2 separate regions of the Homo sapiens genome follow, and region 1 is linked to region 2. A link is a contact called in ENCODE Hi-C data. All regions are on one chromosome and are shown on one strand. The core of a region is the stretch at or near the end of the contact, and the rest is flanking DNA. Distances in the headings are between cores, read along the strand shown. Region 1 holds the start of PSMC1 (proteasome 26S subunit, ATPase 1). Region 2 holds the start of GALC (galactosylceramidase).

Region 1 (6,181 bases), core at 3,538-6,037, 2.3 Mb after region 2:
ATAAATCTGATTTGGCTCAATGGGTTGAAGTGGAGCACTAATTGTCAATTGGACATTTTTCAGAAATAGAATGCTCTAAAACTCTGCTGCTCCATGGTTTTGACAAAAATATATCTAAAGAAGGTTAACTTTTAAATTCTTATGATTTTAAAATCGTATGAAAAATGTCGTTTTTCCAGGCTGGGTGTGGTGGCTCACGCCTGTAAACCCAGCACTTTGGGAGGCCGAGGTGGGTGGATCACTTGAGGTCAGGAGTTTGACACCAGCCTGACCAAGATGGTGAAACCTCGTCTCTGCAAAACATACAAAAATTAGCCGGGCGTGGTGGCAGGTGCCTGTAGTCCCAACTACTCATGAGGCTGAGGCAGGAGAATGGCTTGAACCTGGGAGGTGGAGGTTGCAATGAGCCCAGATCATGCCACTGCACACCAGCTTGGGCAACAGAGCAAGACCCTGTCTCAAAAAAAAAAAAAAATTGTATTTCCAGGGGTATAATAAGATTAACGATAGTCAAGATTTTTCAGTTCTTTTTCAGGCTATTGGTTTAAACTCTGAGTGAAGGAGTAACAGGTCTTCATGGATAGTATTTGGTAGGTCGTGGGAAAGCCTTTTGGGTGCATTTCCCAGAAACTAAGAAACTGAATGACCCTAATGACTGGTGACTGAATTGTTTTGCACCTCCAATGTTTTCTAGTTCTTTGCAAACACATTGAAGACTTATTTCAAGTTATCATTAGTAATAGATTTTGTGGATCAATCACTGTGTGATTTTCTGTTTAGAACACAGGATTGGAAAGAATTGTGTGACATTTTCATTACAAAATTATTTCATTTCCCATTTATGTGAACGAGAATTCTCAGCCCAAACATCTATAAACAATAACTAATGAGACTAGAATTGGTGCTGAATCCTGCCTCATTCTGACATTGTCATATCCATCCATGGGTAGGTGAAATGAACACTAACTTAGCACAAACTGTATATCATCTTGATCAAGTGCGTACTAGTGGTAATTGATAATAATTCAAAATCCAGAAAACATTTTTAGCATGTAGGACCCAAAAGACACAGAAAATAGAATACATTAAAAATTTTTGACTTACATAAAACTTTTGCAAAAATGTGCGAGAGGTCAATCAATAAAATGTTTTCCAGCCTCAACATACATGATATTAGGATAAAAGTATGCATGATAAATGGAATGGAAATATTCGCTTCAAAGGGAAAAGAGATGAAAGCAAATATTTTCAATGCTAGAAAAGAGCCTGCGTACATAAGTTTGAAATGGATGAGATATCAAGCTATCATGATAGTTAGATTCCTTTGTGTATATACATTAAAATGTCAATACTTAAAACTTCCTGGCAAGTGGATCATTTGCAGCTATTTAAACTTATATGAAATTTAGATGCTAACCTAGAAATGTATCAAGAAATACATTTTGCAAATTACTTTCGAGAATGCATGAAGAAATGTGTTTGAAGATCACTGTACCACTCTACGAAGAGATTGTAAATTTTGAATGGGATACGGGACCATCTAATATATGCACAGAATGAGTGTGCCAATGGCAATTTGTATATTAACAAGAAATACTAATAAGGCCAGGCGCGGTGGCTCACACCTGTCATCCCAGCACTTTGGGAGGCCAAGGTGGGTGGATCACTTGAGGTCAGGAGTTGGAGACCAGCCTGGCCAGCATGGTGAAACCGCGTCTCTGCTAAAAATACAAAAATTAGCTGGGCATGGGGACGGGTGCCTGTAATCCCAGCTACTTGGGAGGCTGAGGCAGGAGAATCGCTTGAACCTGGGGGGTGGAGGTTACAATGAGCCAAGATTCTGTCACTGCACTCCAGTCTGGGTAACAGCATGAGACCTTGTCTCAAAATAATAATAATAATCAGAGTAGCTGATACCTAGAGTAATTGTCCTATGCCAAGTGCAATTCTCAGCATTTTACTTTAGTCCTCAAACAATGGCACCATGAAGGAGGAACTATAAAGGTCCCTATTTCACAGACGACAGAACTGAGACACAACAACACAGCTCACTGGTGACAAGGCTGGAAACGAGACCTGGCGTTAACCCCTTGGCTGTTTGATTAGTAATTATTCTTATTTTTTAAATAAAAAGTCATTCTGATGGCTTCTTCCAACACACGAATGGGCCCCTGGGCCACCAGGGTGTGGCTGCCCTGCTTTGCAGACCAGTGTTCTGGAGTTCCGGCTCTAAAAATGTGGTGTATGAGTCACCCAGCCTCAGAATCCCTTGGGGTATCTGTTAAAATGCAGGTGTCTGGGCCCTGCCATGGGCCTATAGAATCACAGTCTCTGGCGGATGGCACCAGAGTCTGCATTTTGTCAGCATCTGGGCTGGTTCTGATGTGCTTGAGGTTGCAGGGGGGCTGCTGAACAGGATGCACGCTCGCCTCTGGCACCTGCCCTCTGTCCACCCCGGCCCCGCCCCCTCTGTCCACCCTAGCATGAGCCCTCCGTCCACGTTTGGACACCTTCCTACCTCAGCCTCCATTCCATCTACTTTTGGCAAAAATCTCTTAAGAATCAAAAAACAAGAGTTTTATCCTCTCCGTATCCTCAGCCGGCAAGGTAGATAATTATCCCGTTATACAGATGAGAAAATGAGGATGACTTGCTGATGTCACACAGCTAGAGCAGAGCCTCCGGAGAGGAAACCTGTTGGTATCTTGATTTTAGCCCTGTGAGACCCAAGTTGAACTTCTAACCCAGAGACCTTCTAGCTTTGAGCACTACATTTATGGTCACTTTCTTTTTTTTTCTTTTTGAGATGGATTTTCCTTCTTTTCGCCCCGGCTGGAGTGCAATGGCGCAATCTCGGCTAACTGCAACCTCCGCCTCCCAGGTTCAAGCGATTGTCCCGTTTCAGCCTCCCGAGTACCTGAGATTACAGGCATCTGCCACCACTCCCAGCTAATTTTTGTATTTTCAGTAGACATGAGGTTTCACCATATTGGTCAGGTTGGTCTTGAACTCCTGAACTCAGGTGATCCACCCGCCTCGGCCTCCCAAAGTGCTGGGATTACAGGCGTGAGCCACGGCGCCCAGCCCCTGTGCATCTCTTTTGCCCTATGGCTGACTCTCAATCCTCCCCACCCGGTTGACAGTCATCTCTGCAACTCTCCCTCTTTTCCACTTGCAACTTCCAACCTCCCCAAGTGCTGAGCACTCCAAGTAGTCTTTCTAATCCTCTCCCTGCTTTCTCTTAGCTGTCCATTATGTAGATAAACTTAAATTTTCTGCTTACTTTATGTCACTTCCTACAGCCACAATAGGAAAGTCTGATGCCAACGTTGGCTACTCTCTTCATTACTGGGTTCTATTGACTCGCCTTTAACCGCTGAGCTTCCACTGGGAGTTATGTGCCTGTTTCTGACTTCTTCACTATATGGTGTCTCTAATCTCCATCCTCTGCAGCTTCTACTGCAGGGCCTCTGCCCTGGCTGTTCCCTCTACCTAGAAAGCTCTTCCACCAGATATCTGAATAGCTTACTCCTTCATGCCTTACGGGCTTTTGCTCAAGTATCATCCAATTTAAAGTTAAAATCACCCACCACTGCTGCATGCTCCTAATCCTAGGCATTTTTCCTAGGCATTAATTTTTCCTATGGCATTTACCACTATGTGGCATACTATATATTTTACTATTTACTTGTTTCTTGTAAAATGCATTAGGGAAAGGATATTTATTTTGTTTTTTAAATTTTTATTAATTTTTTTTTTTGAGACAGAGTCTCGCTCTGTCACCTAGACTGGAGTGCAGGGGCGTGATCTCACTGCAACCGTCGCCTCCCAGGTTCGAGAGATTCTCATGACTCGACCTCCCAAGCAGCTGGGATTACAGATGCCCACGATGATGCCCGACTAATTTTTGTATTTTTAGTAGAGATGGGAGTTTCACCATCTCTATCCTATGTGTGATACTGTCCTATCGTGTGATTTCATGTGTCATGTACACTAGATGCCAGATTTGTTAACAGAGGTCGATAGTGCTAAGACTTTCTATTACCGTGTTGCAGTGATGATGAAAAGGAAGAAGTATACCTGTTGTGTGTTCATAAGGGAAATATTTTTAGTGTTTCACAACTAAAATCCCTAAATCAATCTGGAGCAGAAAAAAAATCATCCATTTCTCCAGTTCAGAAAGATGCAGTATTTTGAGCACTTGTTAATGAAATTTCCAGAAACAGAAGGGATTGTTGCCATTTTTCTGATGTCCTGGAGGGTGTAACAAATGAGGAACTTTACCAATCAGCTTCAAGATGAGGAATTTAAGACATTTGGCATCATCACAAGTCACAGGTCATCAGAAAAAGACAGGTTTAGAAGACTCGTTACACACATACTCCCAGATGTGCAGGTTAAATTCCAGAAGCTGAATAATAACTGAAATATTTGTGCAAATGTATATGTCAACTTCCCAGTTCCAAATACCATTCCAGTTTTTAGAACCATAAAGTTCTTCCCAGTTATAAATTTTGCATAATTTAAATATTTTATATTTTCACGATTGTCCTAATTCTTTGACAGTAGGGGTCATTGTCTTAAGTTGTTGACAAGCGCCTCATAACGGGTATTCAAAAATTTCTTTCAAGTAAAATATTTATAAAGTTCACTTTATGCTTATAAACTGCTGCGTTGCCCTAGACCGCCCGCACAAGCCCTTGGAGCACAACTTGGTCAGCGCAGAATTTGGTTCCTATCAGCTTCCGTAGCGTCCCTAACGACTTCCGCCTCTGGCGGGCCGCAGTGGTGGAGGAACTTCCGGCAGCGGCAGCTCAAGTGGCCAAGGCAAGATGGTGAGTGACTAAGGGTTTCTTTCCGCTGGTCGTCGCGGTGCGATGGGGTCTCAGCAGCCTGAGGCGAGAGAAAGAGGCGGCTGCCCGAGGAACTGGGACAGCCCTCTTCTCCTTTTGCCGGCCTGATCTTCTCGGCGGGTGGAGGCTCCCAGAGACCGCGCTCATGTCCACCGCGGGCCGGGGCCGACCAACGGGCCTTGCCCGGGGATCCTGGGGCCGGGGCTCAGAGCAGAGAGAGGGTCTCCTGCGTGGTCTTGTGGGGCGGCAGAACGGATCAGGCCGCTGGCTTTGCTGCTCCGCCGACCAGGGCTTTGCTGATCGGCGCTGGGAGTTTCGGGGGCGCCTCCTCGAGTCACCGGGAAAAATGCTTTTTGAGTCGGGCAGGTGAAGGGTGCTGGAGAAGAGGGTGGGATTCATTCCACCTGAGGAGTTGAGCGCGGAGTCGTGGAAGGCCTTTCGGAGCTGGGGGCATTTGAAGGAGGCCTTAAAGACGTTGTTATGACAGGCGGAGCTAAGACGGAAAGGGCCCGTGGTGCAGTAGTAATAATAAAAACAGCTAGCATTTATTCATCAATTCACTAAACAAGTATTTACTGAGCACTTGGTGTTTTGTTGTTGTTGTTAAACTTTTGGCTAGCTTCTGTTGTAGACACTGAGGATTGATTGAAGTCCCTGCCTTCATAGTGCGTACATTCTAGAGCAGAAGGCAGACAATCATCAGAAATATGTAATATGATGTCAGGGGTGGGGTGGTCATTGTTGTATGGTTATTGTATAGAAAGGGATAGCTTGGAGGAGTGGCTGCTTTTTATAGAGTCAGCGAAGGTAGCTCTGAGGAGGTGAAATTTGAGCGGACCGAAATTGAGGGAGTAACCCCTGCAGATGTCTGAGGGAAATGTGGTCAAGGCAGAAGATACAGCAAGTGCAAAGGACCTGAGATGGGAATGTTTAACCTGTATCATGAACGGCAAGAAGGCCAGATCTCATAGAGGTCTTTTTTATTTTAATTTTAATTTTTATTTTTTTGAGACGGAGTCTTGGTCTGTCGTCCAGGCTGGAGTGCAGTGGCGCGATCTCCGCCTCCCGGGTTCAAGCGATTCTCCTGCCTTAGCCTTCCAAGTAGCTGCGACTATAGGCGCCCGCCACTACGCCCGGCTAATTTTTGTATTTTTGTAGAGACGGCGTTTCACTCTGTTGGCCAGGCTGGTCCTGAACTCCTGACCTTATGATCCGCCCGCCTCGGCCTCCCAAAGTGTTGGGATTACAGGCGTGAGCCACCGCGCCCGGCCTCATAGAGGTCTTATACGGATTTCTGGGTAGTATTCTAAGCATGTACCAAGTACTTT
Region 2 (7,656 bases), core at 133-2,632:
TTAATAAACCTAATGGAAACAAAGACTTCCATTTTTCGGTAAGCTCTTACCCTAGATATAGTATCACAAGTAAAGCTATAAAAAAGATGGGGCCTCACTCCATGAAATATTGGCTGTTTCAGGTTTAGCCCAAAAACATAAAAAGGAGAATAGTAGTAGCAAAGAATAAATGCATTAACTCATCGGCCCACAGGTTTCCCCTGAAATACACATCAGCACGGCTGGAGAGATTGCAAATTAGGGAATGAAAACATAAAAATCAAAAAGGATCAGCTAACTCCAGGGGGAAAAAAATTTCCCCTAGCAGAAGGTTATATCTTGTGGTCACACTACAGACCAGGTCATCCTTGCAGCAGGCATTCAAGCTTGTTCTGAGTTGAATGTAAGGATGCAAGCTCCATCCAACTCAACCCCAAAAATCCGAGTTCAACCTTAACATTTTCAAGAAACATTAGCCCTAGATGTAATTTCGGATACAAAACCAAAAAACAAAAACCTTCTCACCCAAAGGTCGGCCACCATGAAGCCCATGGGCCCAGAGGGAGTACCCGGTAGTTTCAGGCCGCTCGCTTATCTTCCTTTTAAAGAGACCTTGAGGCACCAGTCCTGCCTCCAAACGAAATCCTATTCGGCGCTACCCTCTCTGGAGGAGCCCATTCTTACCCTGCACTAACAACTGCACGGGACTTAACGACTCCACCACCCACCAACTCCTCCAAAAGGGAGAGACACAGCCAAAGCATCCCACTGGGGCGTTCTCTTTCGCACACGGACGCTCCCGCACTCCCTGGCCCTTTCTGGAGCGACGCTCCCCGACTGCCATCTCCGCGATGAAGACAGCCTGTGCCCCACTGCCTGGGACGAGGGTTCCAGCCCCGGCTACTTCACTACTTAGACCTGTCACTTTACTCTCTGCACCTATACTCTCTGGACCTCCGGATCCTCATTTGTTCAAACCTAACTGCCTGTCTGGTTCGTGTTAAACGAGAAAGCACCCGCCCCAGCCCCGCAGCGGGCCCGCCCCAACCGCCTGCTGACTGGCACCCTAGGGGAATGCGGCGGAGAGTGGAGCCGGTGGAAACGCAGGGCAACGCCGCGGGGGCTTGTGGGGCTGGCCCCACGGGGCGGGCTCTTGCCGCCCCCCGCGTATCCCCGCAGCTTGCCGCTCACCCCGCCGCCGCTGACCGCGCCGATGCCGTCGAACTCCCGGCCCAGCCCGTCGGAGTCGTCGAGCACGTACGCGCCGCCGGGCGCCAGCAGCGCACACAGCAGCAAGGGCACCGCGGCGCGGCCCGCCGAACCCGCGGCCGCAGTCATAGCTTTCGCTCGGCGTTGCCAGGAAGCCGAGAGTAGCCACTCAGCCATTGTGTGGGTCACATGACTCCGGCGCCCAGGGAGGCGGGTCCCGTCGCCGCCACGATAGATACGGGCAGGAGGCCGCTGATGCTGACGCCGCCGCCGCCATTTTGAGTGCGGGTCAAGGGCCTCTGACGCAGCTGGCGGAGTGTTGAGAAAAGAAGCAGCGAGCTTTTTCTTATCGCTCGCGTGTCTGTGGTCAGCTACTGGATTTCACATGTACTTACTGCTGGCTTCTCTTCCGGCGTCACCTGGTGGAGCACTTTAACGCAGGGAAGGTGGATTCCAAGGTCCGCCAAAGGAAGAGGGCCATGAGTGGCCCTACCATGGCTCTTCCCCAGCATCTCAGGGAGTATCTACCTCGTGCGAGGACCAGGCTTGGACACCAGGTCCCGATTCCATTGTCATCTTGGTGGAATCACTTTGCTTTTGGAGCCTGAGTTTTCCCTTATGTGAGATGAGGCGAGAAGAGCAGCAGAGTGAGGGACTGAGAGAAAAGTTAATAAGCACTCAGTACATTTGAATGCATTCCACAAGTGGCAAATAGCTGAGAAGGTTCTCCAGTCTGGTAACTACCCCGGCATATTCAAAGCTTTTAGCCTTGAAGGAGTTAATAATATACCACCTCAAAATATGCTGCTGTGGCATATTGACTATTTTAAATTAAAGGCACTTAAAAACAGCAGGTGCAAGATCACTGTCATGGATATTATGTGTCTTAAAAGGAGGAGATGAAATTCCCATGTGAAAGATGTCTTCCCTATAAAATAACATTGTTATCTTCAAGGACAGAAAGTTGAAGTCGAGGGAAATCTGTCCAAACAAAATTTGTTAATCCCTATCTTTCTAGTCGCTTCTTTACCCCAAGCCCCTTCGCCTTATCATGTTTCACAACTACTATTTTTTGTCCATTTCACTCTATAAGCAATTGGCTCTTAACTGCTGCTTTAGGTCTTTTTTTTTTTTAATGAGGGCCCCCGTGCTATGTAAAATAAACATTTGTGTGGTTGTCTCCTGTCAGTCTATTAATATCTTAAATCAATTTAATACTAGGGCCATGCTGGGACCCTACAGGGACGAAGGTGAAATTTTGCCTCCCCTACAATTTTATAAACTATCTTCCACTGTCAGTTGAAGTGATTCCAGACAGGTAACTCTAAATTGGTAGGAAAGTTGTGAATTGCCCTGAATTTCTGCCACATCCAGCACTGTCCTGAGATTTCTGATTTCCTTGTTATTGAAGTAAATTAAAGAGACTCTGAAGAGCTGCAGAGAAAGATTTTCTGATCCCCAAATTTCTCTTAGCAGAAGTATGGAACTGGTTATCATTGCCTACACAAGCCCCTGAGATACCACAATGGCAAGGAAAAGACCCAGAGACTTTAGGACCTGTGGGATTTGTCTGCAGAACCCTATTTGGAATCTGATTATTTTGCCCCTTAACCACAAACCTAAATCTAAGTTTCAAGAACTCAATTATACTTGAAGGTCAAAGCTCTGGGCAATCCAATAAATATGCACATTAAGAACCCGATATCCCTGGGTTCTTAATGTACATTAGATATGTTTGTTCTTTCTTTCTTTTTGAATTGACTCTACGTCTATCCTGGTTTACTAAGGACAGTCACAACTTTTGTCTAAACATAATTACTGATAATGCTCCTTTCACCCTCAGTAGTCTTCTGGCTTGGATCAGTTAAATAGTCCCCTGTGTATGAACCACTTATTTTCTTTGGTTTCTTCTTTCCCCAGTACAACACGAATCTGAACTCTCTGCCTTGCCACTGCAACCAGTTTATGATGCAAGTCAGTAATTTTCAGTTCTGTGGATTTACTGTTACAGAATTCACTCTGATCCATTTGTTCTAACACAGTATTTTAAGCATGAGCTGGAGCTCCTGTGGATACAAGCCACAGTAACCATTCCATCAAGTGAATGTTAAGCTTCTCTTACCAGCTCTTAACAAGCGCATAAGACCCACTTAATACCGTGACTAGATGGGAAATACCAAGGTGATGACAGAGGAAACTACCTTACACATAAAACTAGGAAGTTGCATGACGATGTATGAATACCCAGCATACACCATCCTGTAGTACGTCATTGTGAAACGGGTCAGTGGTCAGTGGTCTCGTTGTCTGAGGTGTTATCCAAGCTTGTTGTCTCACAACCAAGAGAATTAAGGAGTGTGGACACCAGAGTGAGGTTGAAGAGAAAGTTTATTATATGAAAGAAGAAAGCTTTCTTTCTTTGCCATTTTGCCACTTTTACAGTTGAATCCAAAAGCTTTTATAAGAAACTCCTCTCATCTCTGTAGCTGTTTGTGTAACTTACTTGTAAAGCTATCTGTGCAGCTCCCCTTATCTGTGCAGCTGTGGGTATGTCTTGGGTAAGGATAAAGTTCAGCTTCTCTTGTTTGTGTAACTGTGGGTTCTAGGTAATCACCCTCTCCACCCCCATGCAAGTTCCCACAGAGCCCACCATGTATGTGCCTGAAAAGGGGAAGAAACTTTTTCCTGGGAACCTGCTAATCACACAAAGAACAAAAGGCTTCTATGTTGGGCCTTCCTTTCTTATCAGGGCAGCTGTTGCCTGAGTTTTCCCCAGGCCACTCTATGTGTGCCTGTAGCTTGATTTTTCAGGCTGTCTTTCTGTTTAAAAGAATTTTACCAAAGACCAACTTTAGCTGTCTGCCCAACTAAGTTTTCCCTTTTCTCGTCCCTCAATTGCACCTTGTAGTTGGAATGCACGCCACAAATATTTGAGCAATGTGTGAAGTCTACAAAAGAGGAAGCATAAACTCTAATGGAAAAGGTAGCCTCACTTCCAGGAAGTCCCAGTAGTTCCTATTAGTTCAGTTACCAAAGAAATTGCTTACCAGATAAATATTTTTTGTTTCTAATTTCTGATCTATATTCATGAGAGCAGACATGAGGTAAGAAAGTTTCTAATAAAAGGCCAATAAATACATGCTGACAGAAATCCTTGGAGTGCTGGGCACGGCACTCAAATGTGCTCAAGATGTGAGATAAAGAAAAATGACAGTTACCCCACGAGTGATCATATGCTTAGCTTCCCTTGCGTCTGTGGATCAGGGTCAGTGAGATAAGACGGTAAGAAAGGAAGGTCCCAGTTTTCAGATTTTAAATGAGTTTAAAAAGTAATGACAGTGTTTCTCTCTCTGTCTTTTTAATCTGAAACACTTCAAGAATTTGCATGTCATCCTTGCTCAGAGGCCACACTGATCTCTGTAACATTCCAGTGTTTGTAAATGTGCTGCCAAAGGAAACACGATGATTTTTCTCTTAAATAACAGGTGTTTCTAAGTATCACAACTATACTTCAGCCACCCCAAATCTCTCCTTTTTCTAAATAAAATAATGTGATCAAAATCAAATAGTCTCTTGAGAAGGATCAGAGATCTTGCCTTTTAATGAAAATTTATTGATAAACTCTAATAGCAGTCTGGATTTTTTTTTTTATTTCCCCAAGACTATCATAAAACGGTATGATAGCAGTCTGTTGTCTCACTTCAGGAAAAGGCTTTACTTTTATAAATCAGTCCACCTCCCCTTCAGTCTACCATTGATGGGCATTTAGGTTGATTCCATGTTTTTGCTATTAGGCTGTCAGAAATTCCAGGGCAGAGGCCAAGTTTATTTCTTCTTTGTATGTCTTAAGCACAGTGCCCAAACTGTGCTAAGTACTCAATAAATATTAGTTGAATTGAACTAAAAGACAAATCACTGAATGGTCACATAAGGGGATACGAATAAAGAATTATTTACAAAAGGAGTTGGAAACGTTTCTTAAAGTAGGAATCCCCTGGGACATAAGAGTGTGGAGTGTTTTCTTGAACTGTCCTGTAACATCTGCTATATTTTTTACCTTTTATTTTAGGTTCAGGGTGCATGTGCAGGTTTGTTACAAAGGTAAATTGCATGTCCTAGGGTTGATGTACAGATTATTTCATTACCCAGGTAATAAGCATAGTACTCAATAGGTAGTTTTTTGATCCTTCCCCATCCCCCATCCTCCACCCTTAAGTCGGCCCCAGTGCCTGTTGTTTTGTTGTTGTTTGTGTCCATATGTACTCGATGTTCAGCTCCGTCTTATAAGTGAGAATATGCAGTATTTGGTTTTCTATTCCTGTGTTAGTCTTCTTAGGGTAATGGCCTCCAGCTCCATTCATGTTGCTACAAAGAACATGATCTCATTCTTTTTTTTTTTTTTTTTTTTTTTTTTGAGACAGAGTCTTGCTCTGTCATCCAGGCTAGAGTGCAGTGGTGCGATCTCGGCTCACTGCAATCTCTGCCTCCCAGGTTCAAGCGATTCTCCTGACTCAGCCTCCTGAGTAGCTGGGATTACAGGGTGTGCCACCACACCTGGCTAATTTTTGTATTTTTAATAGAGACGGGGTTTCACCATGTTGGTCAGGCTGGTCTCGAACTCCTGACCTCGTGATCTGCCCGCCTCGGCTTTCCAAAGTGCTGGGATTACAGGCCTGAGCCACAGCACCTGGCCTGTCATTCTTTTTTATAGCTGCATGGTATTCCAGGTTGTATATGTAACACATTTTCTTTATCCATTAATAGACCACTGATGGAGATTTAGGTTGATTCCATGGCTTTGCTATTGCAAATAGTGCTGAAATGACCATCCACTTGCATGTGTCTTTATGGGAGAATGACTTATATTCCTTTCAGTATATATCCAACATCTGCCATTTGTCTGGTCTTTCAACTCTGGACGTGTTTCTTGATGGCAACTGTTAGTTATACTGCCCTACTGAGTGACTTCTCTCTAAAATATGTTATAAGGCTCTATTCATTCAAGATTTTATATAAACAAAATGAAAATAAGTCAAAGGACAGAATCCACCTAATGAAATAAATTATAAATTGCTTACTGAACATTTTCTTAAGTATAACTACAAATAAAAACTTCTATAGCAAAGAGCAGTGTAGTATAGTAGTTAGAATACTGGCTCTGGAGCCCCAGGTCTCCTGGCTTCAAATCTTTCTCCTATTGCTTAGCAGCAGTGTAATTTTGGTTAAGTTATGTAACTTCTTTGGGCTTCAGTTTACCCATCCATAAAATAGAGATAATGATGGCAATACATTAATGTGAACATTGGACAAGCTAATATTTTTATAGCACTTAGAAGAGTGACCCACACATCCTATGTGTTATATAAGTGCTTATTATATAAATAATAACATAAATGACATACCTATATAACTATCGTACAACTTTTGAGTTTACTGCTTTCCCCACAATTAATTCTGCAAAAACAGATTATTCCTGTCTTTGTATTGGTCTCAGTTTTTCTTTTTGCTGGGTTGTTGTCCACAGTCATCCAAATCTATGTTGTGTGTGGCTGATTCCTCATAGTGAGAGTCTTGGTGTGAAAGAGAATTCTGCCTCCTTCAGAAGTTAAGGAGCCAGATCCTCTCTCTTACTGTCCTTATCAGTACAGGCTCTGACAATGACCAGGCTTTCTCAATCAGTTTCTTGAACCTGCAAATTTGACCTTGGAAGAGTAACTAGATGTATGCACAGTTGAGAAATCCCACAAGAGCCATATCAGAGTCCAGAGGAGGCAGCTGCATAGAGGCTCCATCAGAGGTGGCCTCAGATACCTAAAGTAGTGGGATCAAGCAGTGCCATTCTCACCTGAATGCTCAGACAGAGTGACCTGGCTATCTTTTTGGTCCTTGGACTCTAGCCCATTTTACAAGTCTTATTCTGAAGTTTCTGCATCAATTTGTTCCATATCCTCATTTCTTTCTTTCTAAGTCATTCATTTTCTGCTCAGGTAACCCACAGATGGTTTCTGTTACCTGCAGCAAGGAACCCTGATGGACACACCCGGTTATAATCCAAAGCTGATGTGATAATTGTAAAGAATTATCAGGCTCCATGTCTGCATTTCTCCACTGTAAAAACTGCCTTCACCACCTGTAGTCCTTTTGCTGGTAATTGTTACAGCATAGATTTGCTCAAATAAAGGAATTCCAAGAAATTGTACTGTCCTCCTATGCTTTACCTGTGATATTTCTACTCTTCCTTGTATTGCAAATACTCACTTTATTGCACTCCCGCCAGGAAAAGAATTTTAGAGTCCACCTAGCGCCAGGTCTCAGACATGAAGAAAATGACGGTACAAGAGGTTCTCACCACTCAAAATATTTTTGAAACATCTATCACAATGCTCTTCAACAGAAATATACCCAGTAGTGAGACTGCTGAATCACATGGTAGTTCCATTTAGTTTTTTGAGGAACTGCCAGTTATCC

The links. Hi-C counts contacts between places; a loop is a spot of excess contacts on that map. Pooled maps may share reads with other maps.
Region 1: a loop to region 2 is called in a pooled map, with 15 times the contacts of the local background. The contact joins the promoter of PSMC1 here to the promoter of GALC in region 2. A Hi-C loop is called at or near these places in 1 of 168 maps with a recorded cell type or tissue (B cell), 1 of 37 single-sample maps with no recorded cell type and 11 of 50 pooled maps.

The regions. Positions count from the first base shown.
Region 1 is chr14:90,251,766-90,257,946 of GRCh38, forward strand. PSMC1 (proteasome 26S subunit, ATPase 1) reads left to right here and starts at 4,788. Exons shown (of 11, transcript NM_002802.3): 1 at 4,788-4,835. The coding sequence starts at 4,833. RefSeq lists enhancers at 4,434-4,963, 4,839-5,078, 4,964-5,491.
Region 2 is chr14:87,991,800-87,999,455 of GRCh38, forward strand. GALC (galactosylceramidase) reads right to left here and starts at 1,383. Exons shown (of 17, transcript NM_000153.4): 1 at 1,171-1,383. The coding sequence starts at 1,365. It also overlaps the pseudogene RNU6-835P. RefSeq lists a silencer at 1,051-1,240 and enhancers at 1,196-1,696, 1,391-1,720.